Regions from separate parts of the Mus musculus genome. Here region 1 is linked to region 2. The links are chromatin contacts, found by Hi-C or POLR2A ChIA-PET in ENCODE. All regions are on one chromosome and are shown on one strand. Each heading gives the region's core, a stretch centred on a gene start or an enhancer-like site at or near the end of the contact. The rest is flanking DNA. Distances are from core to core; before and after follow the strand shown. Region 1 holds the start of Terf2 (telomeric repeat binding factor 2). Region 2 holds the start of Cog8 (component of oligomeric golgi complex 8).

What was found. Hi-C counts contacts between places; a loop is a spot of excess contacts on that map. ChIA-PET counts read pairs that join two places held with the same protein, here RNA polymerase II (POLR2A).
Region 1: a loop to region 2 is called in a map of heart, with 5 times the contacts of the local background. The contact joins the promoter of Terf2 here to the promoter of Cog8 in region 2. A Hi-C loop is called at or near these places in 6 of 37 maps with a recorded cell type or tissue (adrenal gland, heart, left cerebral cortex and 1 more). POLR2A ChIA-PET finds 5 or more read pairs at or near these places in 4 of 5 experiments (Patski and embryonic stem cell).

What each region holds. Positions count from the first base shown.
Region 1 is chr8:107,095,274-107,097,973 of GRCm38, forward strand. It overlaps Terf2 (telomeric repeat binding factor 2), which reads right to left and starts at 1,275. Exons shown (of 10, transcript NM_001371065.1): 1 at 849-1,275; 2 at 656-751. The coding sequence starts at 1,236. It overlaps Mir7075 (microRNA 7075), which reads right to left and starts at 833; the gene lies at 752-833.
Region 2 is chr8:107,055,326-107,058,025 of GRCm38, forward strand. Cog8 (component of oligomeric golgi complex 8) reads right to left here and starts at 1,412. Exons shown (of 5, transcript NM_139229.4): 1 at 936-1,412. The coding sequence starts at 1,330. It overlaps Nip7 (NIP7, nucleolar pre-rRNA processing protein), which reads left to right and starts at 1,552. Exons shown (of 5, transcript NM_025391.2): 1 at 1,552-1,665; 2 at 1,768-1,854; 3 at 1,948-2,086. The coding sequence starts at 1,610.

The sequences.
Region 1 (2,700 bases), core at 25-2,524, 40 kb after region 2:
TTCAAATTCCAATCAACATATTTCTTTTTTGTTTTTCAAGACAGGGTTTCTCTGTGTAGCCTTGGCTGTCCTGAAACTGGATCTGTAGCCCAGGCTGGCCTCGAACTCAGAAATCCACCTGCCTCTGCCTCCCAAATGCTGGGATTAAAGGTGTGCACTACCACTGCCCGGCTGGCTTCAACGTATTTTAAGTGACTATCTTTCAATACTTTTTAATACAGCTCAATTATAACATATATGTTTGCCTCCAAAATCCAGAATAACACAACTTCCTCAGATACAAGGGGCCAACAATGAAGAGAGTTTGTTAAGTAGCTGCCAAGTTCAACTTGTGTGTGGATGGGAGAGTGTTCCCACTTTACTATTTGGAGGAAGAGGGAGAAAGATGTGTCCTTATTGACGTAACTTACTTGTAGCAATAAAAATGGGTGTGCAATTAACAGGTGGGAGAAAACAAAACAAAAGACAGCCAAGAAACTTTAACTGGAGAAAACCGGAATTAGAGAATTCAACCACTGTTGAATGAAAAAGCCCTCCGCGGTGGAACCAGTAGTGCACTTTAACCCGGAATCTTTCAGTTCCGGATGTTAAGTTTGAAAATAACAAAACCCTACGTAAGTAAGCCCAGAAAAGAACACACAAAAAATAGCCGTACCTAAATTTTCTCCTTCTTCAATGCGCGACAGACACTGCATAACCCGCAGCAACCGGGACACCGTATGCTCCTTCCCCAAGGGCCTGACAAGCAACGCTGGGAAAGAAGACATGGTTGGCTCCGCGAGCCCCGGACCCCAAGTCATGCCCCCCAAAACCATGTCCTCCTCCCCGCGGCCCGAGCCGGCTCTCACCCTGCATGATGTCCCGGATCTGCCTGAAGTCCCGGTACCGGCTACTCCGAAAGGCCCGCAGCGCCTCGTGGAAATAGAACTTGAGCACCCAGCGGTTGACCGCCTCCTCCAGGCGAGCTTCCCCCGCGCCCCGCTCGGCCGCGCCTCCCAACCCTGGCTCGTGTCGCCCCCGTCGAGCCCGCCCGCCGCTGCGCGATGCCCGTCGGCTCGCCGCCCGCCCGCTGCTATCGCTGCTCCCGCCTCCTCCCGCCATCGTGTTCGACCGCCGCTCGCCCTCCCCGCCCTCCCCGCCCTCCCGACTGGGCCGTTTCCTTGGCTGTGACGCCATCGGGTCACGCACAACGCCCGGGCCGGAAGCAGGGCCCGCTGTCCCGGCTCCCGCAGCCATGATACCGACGGGGTTCCGAGCCGCCCGCGGGCTTCTGGGAGGGAAAGGACCGAGGCGGCGGGGGGTCTACCCACCTCCTCGGCATCCGTAGTTCCTCTTGTGTCTGCTGCAATGCTTGCTGGGGATTGGAGTCCACACAGCCCAGCCAGGCGCGCTATTTTGAAGACTACGCTGCAGACTTGGGACAGTGTAAAGAATATGAAAAATAAGCGCGTGCATAATGTTAGACATTTCGCAAATTGTGAAAAGCAGTACAGTAGAAAGAAATTACTTTGTTTTGTTTTGACACAGAGTCTCACTGTGTATCCCTGGTTGGCTTGGAACTCAAGACATAGAACTCTGCCTCTGTGTTGCAGTGCTGAGATAGTGCCAACATGGCCAGCCTTTTTTTTTTTTTTTTTTTTTTTTACTTTTTTTCTTTTTAAAACATAGGTTTGTTCTGGGAATCAACGGAGGTCCTCGCCATTCTAGAGCAAGCACTTTATCAACCGTGCACTGTCCCCAGCCACCTAGTAAAAATGTATTCTAAGACAGGCCCTGCAAAGTTACCCAGGCTAGTTTTGAACTCATGTCAGAGCCCATCCACAACATGGCTTTGGAGCCACTCTCTAAAGCAATCCTAGCTATGGTAATCCAAGCTGCTTGGTGATTCCAGCCTGTTTGCCTTACTTAACAGGAGCTAAACTATCTGCCTTGATATCCTGACAGGTCTGCTTCTTATTGTGTAAACCTTGAACAAGTTACTTCTCCGTTTGTGTACCTGTGCCCCTTTCTGTCAAGTGGACATCGTGAGGATTGTATTAAAATGAACTGAGTTACTATTTCTGGTTCCTGTAGCTCAGGGTTCAACAAATTGTGTGTGTGTGTGTGTGTGTGTGTGTGTGTGTGTGTGTATACACAGAGATCCAAGGATAACTTTTAGAAGTTGGTTTTTGCCTTTCATTATGTGGATCCTAGGGACTGAAATCAGGTCATCTGGCTTAGTCTCTGGCAAGCATCTTTATCCACTGAACCATCTATCTTGTTGCTCCTGGATTCCAATTGCTTTTCATGAACTCATCCAGAGCATGCTTGGACAATCTATTTTTGTTTACAAAAAAAAAAAAAAATCTGATTTTTAAGTTTGGTGCAGTGGTCCATGTCTTTACACCCAGTGTAAAAGTTATAGCTCTGAGGGGAAAGTATCTTGGCAGTCAAGAACCAAGGAATATCACAAAGTCACACTATACGACAAACCTCACACACAAGAAATTTACTGGGAAGGAAGGAAGACTCAGGCTCAGGCGAGAGGCAGCTGGATACTGAGTAGAAGGCAGGGTTTATGTGGGGTTTCTTGGGGTGAGAGTGGAGCAGGGCAAGTTTTCAAGTCCAGAGCTTGAGTTTTTTTACTCTGTAGGGTGAGGGCTGGCTGGGTCCAGCCATTAGAGTGGTTAGAGTGTTCTGTGGATGGAACTGGTGGTTGGA
Region 2 (2,700 bases), core at 162-2,661:
CTTCAGGTCTTCATGTTATGTGCTGCTATGTATCTTTCGCGCTCCCACTTAAACTTTCTCCACTTTTCTATAGTAATTCCAGAAACTCGCTTTATGCAGTCCTGAATCTCTTTTCAGACATATGGGGTACACAACCTGTTTTTAATATCCAAGCTTCCAAAGAAAAATTGACCTGCTGGATAGCAGAACTAAGTGTATTAGATCGAGGGCCTAGAAATGTAACATAGCTTAAAAAGGAAATGCTTTTTGACAACCTACAATGACAAATAGGATCTGTCAGCTTCCTATCGATGGACATTTTGAAGCTGAGCACCTCCAGCCCACATTTATATAGGGTTAACTATGTCAGGCTCAATGAACTGCCTTGCATAATTTTATTTATTTATTTATTTTTGGTTTTTCGAGACAAGGTTTCTCTGCATAGCTCTGGCTGTCCTGGAACTCACTCTGTAGACCAGGCTGGCCTTGAACTCAGAAACCCGCCTGCCTCTGCCTCCCAAGTGCTGGGATTAAAGGCGTGCGCCACCACCGCCCGGATGCATACATTTTTTAGTTTGTTTGAATGTCTCATGTAGCTCAGGCTGTCCATGAATTCAATACTCAGACTAGGATGATGACTCTGTGACTCGAATACTGGGATCACAAGTGTCAATAAGACTGGCTGAATGTTTATTATTTAAACAACAGCCTATGAGGGAGTAGTGGACTCCTAGCTTCCAATTCTTGGAAACTTACTAGCTGTGTTCTTGGACAAGTCACTTCACTTCGACTTCCTCGTCTGTAAAATAATGACGCTACCTACCTAGATGGCTGCTGTGAAGTTTAAGTGGATTAACAAGGCAATCAGGAGAGAGCCCTGTACACTACGCTTGGGTCATGACGATAGCGTCCTGGCAGATACAATGACGCGCCCGTCCCCATCAGGCCAGCCGCACCTGCAGCTCTGCTGGAAGCGGGGCAGACGGTCGAGCAGGCGCCCGAGGGACGCCTCCACGTCGCCGAAGAGCCGGTGGATGCGCTCGGTGCACTCGGCCCCGCGAATGAACGTCTTGTAGTTGGCGAAAGCCAGGTCGCGCGTCTGCTGCAGCCGCTGGGCCCGCTCTTCCGCCAAGCGCTCGGGTTCGCGCCGCAGCCGGTCCAGCCCGGAGCCGCTCAGCTCCCGGAGGTAGCGGCCCACGTCGGGCTTCTCACGCCACTGAGCTTCGGGGAAGCGGTCCCGGAATAGCGACGCCAGGAGGCCCTCATCTTCCACCTCCCCCAGCGCGACGGCCGTGGCTGTCGTCGTGGCCGAAGCGGTCGTGGAGGGCTGGAGAGGGAGAGCGGCCGCCATCTCTCAAGCACGGTACCGTCACTTCCTCTTCAGAGCCGGTTTCGCTCCTGGGAAACGGAAACGATTGGGGGAAACATTTCCCGTCTCTATGGTTTCTCATCTAGCCGGCTTTCGGTCCCCGGAAGTCCGCCACGGTAGGCGGCGGCTGCGCAAAGATCACGGAGAATTAGGCTAGAGAGACACGCGTTCGTGGACCCCAGGAAGTGGGCGGGTGGGAAAGTGACTTCCGCTTCCGGCTCTCCAGGCACGAGGATTCCCGGGAGCCAAGCAAGCGGCAAGATGAGGCCCTTGACTGAAGAAGAGACCCGGGTCATGTTTGAGAAGATCGCGAAGTAGTAAGAACTGGAGAGGCGGATGAGGGACGGGCGTGCGGGGAGTGGGGATGCGGCTCCGGGGCGGGACGGTCCCGGCTCAGACGCTGGTCTTGTTGCCCTCAGCATCGGAGAGAACCTTCAACTCCTAGTGGACAGACCCGACGGCACGTACTGTTTCCGGCTGCACAACGACCGAGTGTACTATGTGAGGTGAGGTGGGGCGTGCTGCCCACTGCGTGGCGGGCTGGAGGCGTGCATCCATCCCTGGTCGTCACCGGGTACCTTCCTCCCGCGCCCCTGTAGTGAGATGATGCTGAAGCTGGCCGCCAACATCTCCGGAGACAAGCTCGTGTCGCTGGGGACGTGTTTTGGGAAGTTTACCAAGACCCACAAGTTCCGCTTGCACGTGACAGCTCTGGATTACCTGGCCCCCTATGCCAAGGTACGTTGTGGGGGCCTGGTCTCCAGGTTGCCATCCGGGATGAAGTCCCGGGTGACGGCGGCCAGGTCAGAGCACAGATTCTTTCCAACGAGTTTCTGGACAGCGTCAGCCTAAGAAGTTGTTTGTCGATATTGCTGCTTGGACACGTTTAGGAAGGGTTATGGCCATGGAGCTGCATAGCCTAGTTGTCTACAGGAAAACAGGCCTCCACCGTGTCAGCTGGATCTCAGAAAGCAGAGACGAAGACACAAGTGCCAGTGGTGAGGGTGATCCTAGGGTCCAAGGGGAAAAAAAAAGGAAATTGCTGATTATGTGAGCATTTCGATGTAAGGTTGAATTTCGATGTTAGGTTGAGGAAGGAACTCCATGGTGAAAGATCAAAAATTGGGGTATCCCAGCACTTGGGAGGCAGAGACAGGCGGACTTCTGAGTTCGAGGACAGCCAGGGCTACACAGAGAAACACTGTCTCAAAAAAAAACAAAAAACCCACAAACAAACAAAAACAAAAAAGTGGGGGGGGGGTCCAAACAACTTAAAGGTTCCCCACCTCTCCTTAAACTCGGAAGCAGCTGCTAATCCGCATTTAGGGATATAGCCCAACATCCTTGTGTCT